2 separate regions of the Mus musculus genome follow, and region 1 is linked to region 2. Evidence: chromatin contacts called from ENCODE Hi-C or POLR2A ChIA-PET data. All regions are on one chromosome and are shown on one strand. Each heading gives the region's core, a stretch centred on a gene start or an enhancer-like site at or near the end of the contact. The rest is flanking DNA. Distances are from core to core; before and after follow the strand shown. Region 1 holds the start of Srrt (serrate RNA effector molecule homolog (Arabidopsis)). Region 2 holds the start of Vgf (VGF nerve growth factor inducible).

Region 1 (5,637 bases), core at 722-3,221, 280 kb after region 2:
GTCTGGTCTACAGAGTGAGTTCCAGGACAGTCAAGGCTGTACAGAGAAACTCTGTCTCAAAAAACATACCAAAAGCTAAATAATTAATTTTTGATAACGTGCTGGAGAACTGACTCAGTGGTTAAGGGTTCTTGCTAATCCTACAAGGGACCCATGTGCGGCTCCTCTTAGCACACGTGGCAAGCCACTCACAGATGCTTGTTCCTCTAGCTGTAGGCCCCATAAATCACACTCATTTGCATATACCATCCACACACTCTCACAATCACACCCACACTAGGCTTCCTCTTTTCCAGGCTTTCCCTTCATTTCATACTTGTTTCGTGAAAGGGAGTCTCACCATGTAGCCCTGGCTGGTCTCAACCTCTTAAATTCTATCTCAAAGTCATTTCAAATCCCTCTAAAGAAACTGAGAGATGACTCAGCAGTTAAGAGCACTGGCTGCTTATCCAGGTCATGAGTTCAAATCCCAGCAACAACTACAGGGACCAGATGCCCTATTCTGTCATGCAGATGTACATGCAAATTGAGCACTCAAACAAATAAATCTTTAAAAATAAAGAAATCTGTTTTCAAGTTGAGCTATGGCGCTTAACTCACTAAACTGGCTTTGTTTTTGTTGTTTTTACTTCACCTCTGGATTTAAAAAGGAAGAGAGGTAGAGAGCTGGCTCAGTAGTTAAATGCACTCCTTTTAACCACTCTTGGTTGGCTCCTCTTGCGGAGGACTAGGCTTTGAGTCCCAGCACCCACAAAGCAATTCACAACCATCTTTCCTGCCCATTTCCCAGAGGATCTAAAGCCTTCTGTTGGCCTCCTCGGGCACCAGGAACGAATGAGGTGCATAGACATAATGTAAGCAAACCCCCATGAACGTTTTATTATATAAAAGAAGAAATGCACTTGCACATTTCTTATCTCAATTACCTGTTTTAAAAATCCTTTCAAAAAACTCTTAAACAGGATGTGGTAGAATACTTCCTTAATTCAGAAGTTTAATGTCATCTTGAGCTACCTAAAGAGTTTCGGGCCAATCTCACTTTGGTCAGTTTGTGCTTTCTTAATATTTGGATTTGAGATTGTGTCTCCCTATGTAGCCTGCACGGAAGATGCAGTCCAACCAGCTGTGCGGAGCTCCTGTCCAGCACTAATACTGACCGTCACTTTGGTTAAAAGCTCAAAATCTGAGCCAACGGTGAATAGACTGAAACTACAGAAATGGCTCAACGGTAAACTGCATCCTAATAAGATTTTGTAAGGTAAAGACAAAAAAGGAAACGAAAAGAAAAATTGTGGCGCGGAAGGGTTGTACGGGGCGGGGTATGGACGTTAATACTGTCTCACCGGTCATTCCAATCGTCCCCTCGCCGTCTTTCATCCCTTTCCCGGGAACGGTCATAATCGCTGCGCTCTCTTCGAAATTTGTCCCTGCGTCTTCGGTCGTATTCATCATCACTGTCACCCATGGTGCTGTCAGAGGAGGCCTGGGGCCCGGCGGCGGGTAGACACGGTGATGATGAACAAGGACCAGAGGAGGGACAATCCCCCGGGGACAGCACGCCCGCCTCCCTCCCGCCGAGGCCGGCCTGCCATCCCGGGCAGGGCGATCGCTCCGACAGTTTCACTGTCCCCACGGATTCCCCCTCGTCCACCCCCGAAGCCCCCGGGCACGGTCCTCTCCTCGCAATCCCGCCGCCCGGGCCTTTCCTTCCCCTCCCCCACCTGGCAGCGGTCGGGGCCGTTGGAAGCGCGCGCCGGCGGGCTTGTTTTCCGGGCGGACCGGAACGAGCGACAATGGACCACAAAGAGGGTTGGAAGGAGACGCTGGGATTCTCAGCCCGGAGACGAAGGGGAAGAGAAGAGCGGGACCGCGGGGGGGGGGGGGGGGCAAGGAGGCGCGCGCGCGTCCTACGTCACTCCCGGAGCTCGGCCTCCAACTACAAAACAAGACCCCCGGACCAAACTAAAACTCCGAGATTAAAAGAATGACGGGAAGAGGGTGGAGACGCGGAAGTCTCGCGTGGTTTTGCGACAAAATCGCCCCAGCTTCTCGGAGCTACGGAAGTTGAGCTGGGCCAAGCCAGGCCTTCTGAACGTGCTCGTGCCTACTTGAAAAGGAGGGCACTGGAGAAGTTAAGTGTCACTCCCGTAAGGTATCCTGGGTAGGAGCTAGTTTGCATCCAAAGGTTGCTTTGCAATAGCCCTGGGCTGGGGCACCTCTTGACCTCCTCAAGGGCGGATTTGCTATCGAGGGGTTTGGGGACGATGGATGTCTAGGGAATAATTCATAGAAGCAACCATTTTAGAGGCATCTCCTCCCACCATTTTCTCCTGCAAAAAAATACAGTATGTGCTACTTATAAAATGCGTTCTTCCTGCTTGTCTTGGACAGAGGAGCCTAATACTCATGCAAAAGTGTAAACCTCGATCTTAATGCCCAGTTCTTTAATGGGAGTCTTTACATTGCAGTCTGGAAACAACCACCAGGATCCACTAGTTTCCAGTTGAAATCCCTAAGATAACAGTAAGCCCTTTTCCATGAATAGAATACTAAGCTAAACAAGGGAGCATGCCACTGTCTTGCTCCCAGAAAAGAATGAAAAATCCCAGCATCTAATAAGGTGTATTTACAAGGGGGCATTTTAAAAACTTAGCAGACAGTTACGTTGGCACAGGCGTAACCCGAGTTACTCAGTAAGTCAAAGCAGAATCAAATTCAGGGGTTGCAAAATGAGTTCAAAGCCAGCCTTGACAATTTTCTAAAACCCTTTCTCAAAAACATTTTCCAAAGAGGCCGGTCCAGTGTGTAAGAGCACTTCCTGGTCTTGCAGAAAATCAGAGTTGGAGTCCCAGCTCCCATGTGGCTGGCTGCTCACAGACTGTTAACTCCAGTGCCTAGGGAACTGACACCTCTTCTGGTCTGCAAGGGCACTGCACTCAGATGCACACACACCCACACACTGATACACAGATACATATACTCATCATTTTGTTCCAAAACAAGGTTTCTGTGTACCCCATGGCTGGCCTGGAACTCCCCTTGTAGACTAGGTTGGCCTCAGACTGAGAGATCTTCCTGTCTCTGCCTCCTGAGTACTGGGATTTAAGTCTTGCAACCAGCTCATACACACGTAATTCAAGAAGATGGGAGCATGGTGGCGCTCACCTCTAATCCCAGCACTCTGGTGGCAGAGGCAGGCAGATCTCTGAGTTGGAGGCCAACCTAGTCTACAAAGGGAGTTCCAGGCCAGCCAGGCAGGGCTACACAGAGAAAGAAGGCCCCGTCTCAAGAAAGAAGTAGAGGAGGAAGAGGAGGGAAGCAATGAGAGTCGTACAGCTCAATGATAGAATGCTTGCCTACCGTATGACAGGACCTGGGTTTAGGAAGAAATAAGCTAAGAAAGGAGAGAGGGAGACTGAAGGTGCTGTTCAGCAGGTGGGCATGTGCTTAGCATATATGAGTCTCTGGCCCATCCCCAGCACCCTCCATCCCCCACAAGAAAAGTAGCCATGTGCAGTGTCACATTCCTGCAGCCCCAGCACTGCAGAAATGAGGGCAGAGGGATCCCGGGTTCGAGAACAGCCTCAGCTATCTAGCAATGTTTCAAACCAAGGGTAGCCTGGGATACTTTACAGTTTGTCCTTTAGAGAACTACCTCTGTTTGACATTTGGCCTATGTCACGGCACTGTGGCTAAATGCACCGAGCAGGTCAGCATCGTAAGTAAACATAGGATCCGAGATGATGCCTCCCTCTGGAGAATGGCATGGAAAATTGAAATCGATGAGCACACCAGGTATATTTGTTCCTTCTGGAGCAAGACCAAGATGAAGAAAACAGGCCACTGGCATCTGGCACTGTGGTGGCTGGTGCAGCCCAGATCTGCGACACCACTTCTGCTGTTGTATCTGGCATCAGAAGTCTGAAGGACTTGAAAGACCAGCAGAAATCCAATCATCTGAGACATCCCTAGCCTACAGTAAACAGGTTAATTTATGTAACAACAACAATAGTACAGGATGAGAGTTAATAAAAGATATGCAGGATCTCATTATGTAGCCCCTCACTGTCCTGGAACTTAGTATGTAAACTAGGCTGGGCTCAAACTCACACTCTGCCTCCGCCTCCTGAGTGCTGGAGTTCAAGCTTTCACCAGCCTCATCCTGTGAGACTCCAATAAAGAACAGACTTGGAAGTGCTTTTAAATGCTCCAGGGATTATTATTTCATGAAGAGAGGAAGAAAAGACAGCATTTGATGGCAAACACTAAGGGTAGATGTTGGGGGAAGTGACGGACGGACGGACGGGGGCTGAGATCCCAGCAGGTACTTCTCAGAGCAGTCAACAATCAGTGGTGACAGTGGCTGAGAGCTCTTGGATACGCCAGGCGCTGCAAGCCTTGCACAAGATGTGCCCATCCAGCGGGTAGCAGCCTTGACACTCTCCCTCAGAGGACAGCAGCAGCCCACACTCCTGTGAGAAAGAACAAAACCTTCATTAGCCTGGGACTTTCCCACAGTGCTTTTCCCCCAGCTTCCCGGGCTCTGCAAAGCTCTCGCTCCTGCCCAGGGACCCCCCCTCACCTCACACTTGTAACAGCCGATGTGGAAACTTCGATCCAGAGCAACAATTCTCACCGTCTCCTCCTGACCTGGTTCCGGCATGATGGCCCCACCACACACTGAGCATCGTGGGGCAAATTTCCTGCAGTGGAGGGGAACCAAAGAGGCTATCAGGTCCCTCCCTCCCACACCATCAGGAGACTCAAAATGAAGCCCAATGAAGGTGGAAGGGGCAGGGGTGGGGATGAGAAGGATATAAGAGATGTGTCTGGGTCTTGGGGAAGAAAGTGGTGTCAAAGAAAGAGAGCACCAGAAGGTGGAAACAGAAGAGGCAGACCCTGGGACATGAAGAAATAGGTCAGTGAAGACATGCTGAATCCAGGCAAGACCTGTGGAAATCTTCAATGCAGTGGATCTGGCTGGTGGCGTCCACTGTGAACGGGATGCCATCAAGACCACGGTGGCATACCACACAGGTGAAGCAACCAGGGTGGTACGCCTTCCCCATAGCCCTCAGGATTCGGTCCAGGATGGGTTCAGAGCATGTGGAACATTTCTCCAGGGTGGCCTAACGAAAAAAGAGGAAGGAAGGTCAGTGGAGGGAAGCCACTCCAGCCAGGAAGGAGTACTCTCTGCCCAGCCATCTGGTGTGTGTAGTTCCCTGCATGGGATTCAGTGGAAGGTGGACTTAGCATTTCTGAGGTCTAAGAGCAGCACTGAAGCCTCTAGACAAGGGATTTGGTCTCCACACACTTCATCTTTCAGTGAGATGAATCAGTAATGCCTCTGAGGAATGCTGTCAGATTTTCACAAATAACCTCAACTCTAAAATGCCTTCCAGCTGGCACAGTGGCACATATCCGGTTTCCTAGCTCTTGGGAGGCTGAAGCAGGAGAACCATAACTTTAGGATCAGCCTGGGCTACACAGTAAGACTCCGTCTGGAAGGAAGGAAGGAAGGAAGGAAGGAAGGAAGGAAGGAAGGAAGGAAGGAAGGAAGGAAGGAAGGAAGGCAGGCAGGCAGGCAGGCAGGCAGGCAGGCAGGCAGGCAGGCACCCACCCGCTTGAAAGGAGGAG
Region 2 (5,491 bases), core at 1,876-4,375:
TCCCTGGGAGGCGAAGTATGATGTGGGAATGAGCTGACCTAGGGACCAGGGAGAGAGATCCCCAAGAGCAGGAAGGCAGGAGGGGTCCATGCCTATGCAACAAAATCGCCAAACCTGTCGCCTTTGGGATCTGGTTGCCTTCTACCTTGCCCACCTCCACCCTAGGATGACCAAGAGTCTTGAGATACGAGTTTTTGAGCAGTTCCTTGGCTTTCCAAAAAAGTAAGGGTGGGGAGTTGGGACTGGTGATAGAGAAATAGGGAATGTCCCCAAGAACCAGGGATTAGGATGTGGGGGCTGCAGAGAAGTGGCTTCAATTATGAGATGTAATGTCCCGAGATTTATAGAGAATAAGAGGAACAAGAAATGTTAAAATGCAAGAAAATGTTAAAATGCAAGAAAATGTTAAAATGCAGGAAAATGTTAAAATGCAAGAAAATGTTAAAATGCAAGAAAATGTTAAAATGCAAGAAAATGTTAAAATGCAGAGAAGTTCACCACATAGGCATGGACACACTCCAATAGGCAGTAAAGGAGCTCTAGGAATTCACAAAGACACACACACACACACACACACACACACACACACACACACACACACACACACACACACTCAAAGCCAGGCACCAGATCTGAGTGCATACAAAGACCCCAAACATCACAGATGTGTCTACAATCCCAAGAGATTAGAATTTCACTGATGTGCCAACAGTCACACAAGTGGCAAACTGCAAGAGAAGTCTCTCCCTCCATTTAAACTGGGGCCATATCCACCCAGTCTTCACGTGCTTCTCCCTGTTTCTTCTCCTTTTCTTCTCTGCTTTAGGTCCTTTTAATCTCTGTCCAGAGAAGCACACACGCGTATATGCAACATGAGGGTGCTTGTGTATGCATGCAAGCACACAGGTATAGGGTTCCTTTAGTGTGTCCATCTCCTTTCCCTGGAACTCAAACTTAGATTCTCACTCCCATCAGGCAGTCCTTTTGTCGAGCTCTCTCCCCCTCCCTTCTCTCTCTAAAGGTTTCCCCTCCCCCTCTCTGAACCACCAGCTTTCTGATTCACCTTCCATAAGGAGGATAACGTGACCCCCCCCCCCCCAGCCCACGGCTCCAGGGAACCAGGCTGAGAAGATGAAGAAAGATGGGGAGGGAAAAGGGAAGGAGGGTCTAGCCACAGTTGTGTGTGGAGGGGTGTCAGATGCTGCTGTGCTGTTGTTTTTGTTGTTGTTGTTGTTGTTGGTGTGTCTTTAGGCACCCCTCCCTCCATTCTTTGGAATATCCACTGTCACCTTGGTTCTCAAGTTTGTTTATTTATTTTTCTTTCTCTCTCCTTTAGCCTGCTTCTTCAACCTGCTTCAGGTTCTTTTCCTTCCATCCCCCTGTCCCCATCTCTCTTCTCTTTCCTCTCTCACCCCACCTTTTCTCTGCAGAGCTGATGGGGTTTCTTCTGGGAAAGTCAAGCCACTGATGGAAGGGAGAAGCCACTGCTGGTTATAGAGAGAAAGCACGTGAGTGTGTGTGTGTGTGTGTGTGTGTGTGTGTGTGTGCCCGCGCGCGCGCCCTCGCGCGTGCACGAGCTAGGGGCTTAAAATGAGGGTCAGTAACAGGATGGTATGAGGGGGCTGACTCTGAAAGAGGTTCTGAGACCCTCCAGATGCCCTCCCCATTCTGGTTTCCAAAGTGTCAGGGTGCGGGGGGGCTTTGCGTGTGCCTATAAGCACCCCTGTGTCCGCAGTCCTTGTGTGTCTGGTGTGTGTCATTGTCCCCCCCCTTTCCCTGCCCACGCCCCCGCACTGCTCTCCGCCTGCACCGCAGCCCCCTCCAGCCTTCCTCCCTCCCCTTCATTCCTGCAGTAGCAGCTCCCGGGGCCACCTTTCCCTCTCCTCTACCCCCTCCCCATTTCCGTCCTCCCATCCCACCCCCGCCCACGTCTGGTCTCCCTTCACTGGACCCGGCTGGCTGATAGATTTTCTGCGCAATCTCTGCGTCATCGCCCCCCACTCCCGGAACCTCTAACTGTCCAAGCCCCCAGCCCCAACCCCTCTGGGCAGGAGATACGGTCGAAGGGTCTGATGGCTGAGAGGGTCCATCTCTGACGTTGCAATTCACCCCCCCCCCCCGGTCGCGTTCAGACCTCCCCTTTAAGCGGTAGAGAGAAATGGAGTTGAGTCACCCTCTCCACCTGCTCAACCCCCTCCCCACCTGGTCTGCTCTCGCCCTCCAAATGTCCTTGGGTGGGGGCTGTGGGGGAGAGGGAGACAGGCTGAAGGGTGTGGGAGAGTTGGATTAAAAGGGGGCACAACAGGAACCCCCTAACAGCCACAGCAGAGCCCGCTGGCCAGAAGGACAGACACACCTTTTTTTCCCCAACCCCTTCAGACACGAACTGGTTTGAACAGACACGACCCAAAGGCACACACATCGTCAATCTTTCCCTTTTCTCTCTCGACTAGGACCCTTTCCAAGGTGATTACCCAAACCGCAAGATCCACCCATCTGCGCTGACCCTGGGCGGGCATCCCGCACCGCAAATCCACCCCCTCCTCTCAGGTTCAAGTTGTCCTTGGGCGTGCTCCCTATAGACCATACTGTGGCGGAGTAGGGAGCCAGGCCCCTTCCCCTTTCAAACCCTTACCGTCCCCCCATCCAGTACTGATCTTTTACTGGCGCCCAATTAGATGCTGGCGGTGCCCTCTTCCTATTCTGCTCAGCAACGCAGGCTCCGCGCCGCAAGTGCTTTGTAACCCACCCTCCCGCCTTCTGGTTCCTCTGTACCCACCCTTCCATTCATTTTTACATTCATTCATTCATCCTTTTCTCCTCGTCCCTCCTTCATTCATTCATAGCCCCCTGCCCCGCCCGCCTCGACATTTCATTCATTCATTCATTCATTCATTTCCCGGAGCTCGGCTAGCGCACGCCCCTCTAGCCGAGGGCCCTACTGCGCAGGTGCAGGCCGGGAGCGACGCTTATCCTCCAATCATTGGACTTTCACCGTCCACCAGACACCCGCCCGCTTCCCCATGAATGAACATTGACGTCAATGGGGCGGGGCTATCCCACGTGACCCCGCGCGCTCCCCTTTATAAGGCAGAGGCGGCGCGGGCGCTGTCCAGCGTGCTGAAGCCGGAGCGAGAGCGCTGTTGCTGACCCAGCTGAGCCCAGCTTCTAGGACGCCAGCCCTCGACCATCGCTCATACTCCAGCCACGGAACAGAGCCAAGGCGGACCGGTCCCGACTTTCCCCCTGCCCCGACCCTCCTCTCCACCTCCCGCCGTCGTGACACCGGCTGGTAAATACTCCGCTGTCCATCCCTCCAACCCTCTTCACTCGTGGGCGTGAAGGGAGGATTTTCTTTCCATATGGGGTATTGAGAGCATAGCGGTGTGCCCCCGGGAAGGGTCTTTGGTAAAAGGGGAGTCTCTGCTTTTTTGTCGCTGATGAAGTCACCCACGCACCATCCGGGGAGTCCTGTGGGGAGGGAACAGATCCCCCCTCCCGCTTATCATTGCTGCTTAGTACGCGGGCGCTGGCTGAGAGATGACTTAGGGAAGGGGGCGACAGGAGGTACTGGGTACCCAGAAGGAGGATTGCGGGCGTTCTCTGCCCATTTGCACGACCCCAGAGATCGCCACATCTTTCTTGTTCTCTGCTAAACGTTTCTTTTCGGGTAAGGTTAGAGAAATGAGGGAAACCCCGGATTTCCTGCTTAAAGGTGGGGGGAGGGAAAGCAGAAATAGAAAGCGGGGAGTTCTTATAGAAATCCTCTATTTCTTTGATTTCTTCTATTTTTCAGTCTCTGGCAGCCCGTTGGTCATGAAAACCTTCACGTTGCCGGCATCCGTCCTCTTCTGCTTCCTTCTACTGATCCAGGGGTTGGGAGCAGCGCCCCCCGGGCGCCCCGATGTTTTTCCTCCTCCCCTCAGCTCTGAGCATAATGGGCAGGTAGCTGAGGACGCAGTGTCCCGGCCAAAGGATGACGGCGTACCAGAGGTCCGAGCTGCTCGGAATCCCGAGCCTCAGGACCAGGGAGAGCTCTTCCAGGGCGTGGATCCCCGGGCGCTGGCCTCGGTACTGTTGCAGGCACTGGACCGTCCGGCCTCGCCCCCGTCGGTCCCGGGAGGTTCCCAGCAGGGAACACCCGAAGAAGCAGCAGAAGCTCTGCTGACCGAGTCCGTGCGCAGTCAGACCCATAGCCTCCCGGCACCAGAAATCCAAGCGCCCGCTGTGGCCCCCCCTCGCCCTCAGACTCAGGACCGCGATCCCGAGGAGGACGACCGCTCAGAAGAGCTGGAGGCGCTAGCATCCTTGCTCCAAGAACTTCGAGATTTCAGTCCGAGCAATGCTAAGCGCCAACAAGAGACGGCGGCAGCAGAGACTGAAACCCGCACGCACACGCTGACCCGAGTCAATCTGGAGAGCCCCGGGCCAGAGCGCGTGTGGCGCGCTTCCTGGGGAGAGTTCCAGGCGCGCGTTCCGGAGCGCGCTCCTCTTCCGCCCCCGGTCCCTTCCCAATTCCAGGCTCGAATGTCCGAAAGCGCTCCCCTTCCCGAAACTCATCAGTTCGGGGAAGGAGTGTCCTCCCCTAAAACACATTTAGGTGAGACTTTGACACCCTTATCCAAGGCGTATCAAAGTCTAGGTGGCCCCTTCCCTAAGGTGCGCCGGCTCGAGGGCTCATTCCTGGGCGGCTCCGAGGCAGGAGAGCGCCTGCTTCAGCAAGGATTAGCTCAGGTAGAGGCAGGGAGGAGACAGGCGGAGGCCACCCGGCAGGCCGCGGCGCAAGAAGAGCGGCTGGCCGATCTCGCCTCCGACCTGCTGCTCCAGTATCTGTTGCAGGGCGGAGCCCGGCAGCGCGATCTCGGGGGTCGCGAGCTGCAGGAGACGCAGCAAGAGCGGGAGAACGAGAGGGAGGAGGAGGCAGAGCAGGAGAGGCGAGGTGGTGGGGAGGACGATGTGGGGGAAGAGGATGAGGAGGCGGCGGAGGCGGAGGCGGAGGCAGAGGAGGCGGAGAGGGCGCGGCAGAACGCACTCCTGTTCGCCGAGGAGGAGGACGGGGAAGCCGGAGCCGAGGACAAACGCTCCCAGGAGGAGGCGCCAGGCCATCGGCGGAAGGATGCTGAGGGGGCAGAGGAGGGCGGGGAGGAGGATGACGACGACGAGGAGATGGATCCGCAGACGATCGATAGTCTCATTGAACTGTCCACCAAACTCCACCTGCCAGCAGACGATGTGGTCAGCATCATCGAAGAGGTGGAGGAGAAACGGAAGCGGAAGAAGAACGCCCCTCCCGAGCCGGTGCCGCCTCCCAGGGCTGCCCCAGCCCCGACCCATGTCCGCTCTCCGCAGCCCCCACCTCCCGCCCCAGCCCGGGATGAGTTGCCGGACTGGAACGAAGTGCTCCCACCCTGGGATCGGGAGGAGGATGAGGTGTTTCCCCCGGGGCCCTATCACCCCTTCCCAAACTACATTCGGCCGCGGACACTGCAGC

What was found. A loop is a pair of places that touch in the nucleus more often than their neighbours do. ChIA-PET counts read pairs that join two places held with the same protein, here RNA polymerase II (POLR2A).
Region 1: a map of left cerebral cortex shows a loop between it and region 2 (2.2-fold over the local background). The contact joins the promoter of Srrt here to the promoter of Vgf in region 2. A Hi-C loop is called at or near these places in 4 of 37 maps with a recorded cell type or tissue (left cerebral cortex and regulatory T cell). POLR2A ChIA-PET finds 5 or more read pairs at or near these places in 2 of 5 experiments (Patski and embryonic stem cell).

What each region holds. Positions count from the first base shown.
Region 1 is chr5:137,305,703-137,311,339 of GRCm38, forward strand. It overlaps Srrt (serrate RNA effector molecule homolog (Arabidopsis)), which reads right to left and starts at 1,972. Exons shown (of 20, transcript NM_031405.2): 1 at 1,722-1,972; 2 at 1,344-1,483. The coding sequence starts at 1,465. Trip6 (thyroid hormone receptor interactor 6) reads right to left here. Exons shown (of 9, transcript NM_011639.3): 7 at 4,951-5,129; 8 at 4,583-4,703; 9 at 4,197-4,472. The coding sequence ends at 4,341. It also overlaps the pseudogene Gm43013.
Region 2 is chr5:137,027,170-137,032,660 of GRCm38, forward strand. Vgf (VGF nerve growth factor inducible) reads left to right here and starts at 3,126. Exons shown (of 2, transcript NM_001039385.1): 1 at 3,126-3,292; 2 at 3,797-5,491. The coding sequence starts at 3,817.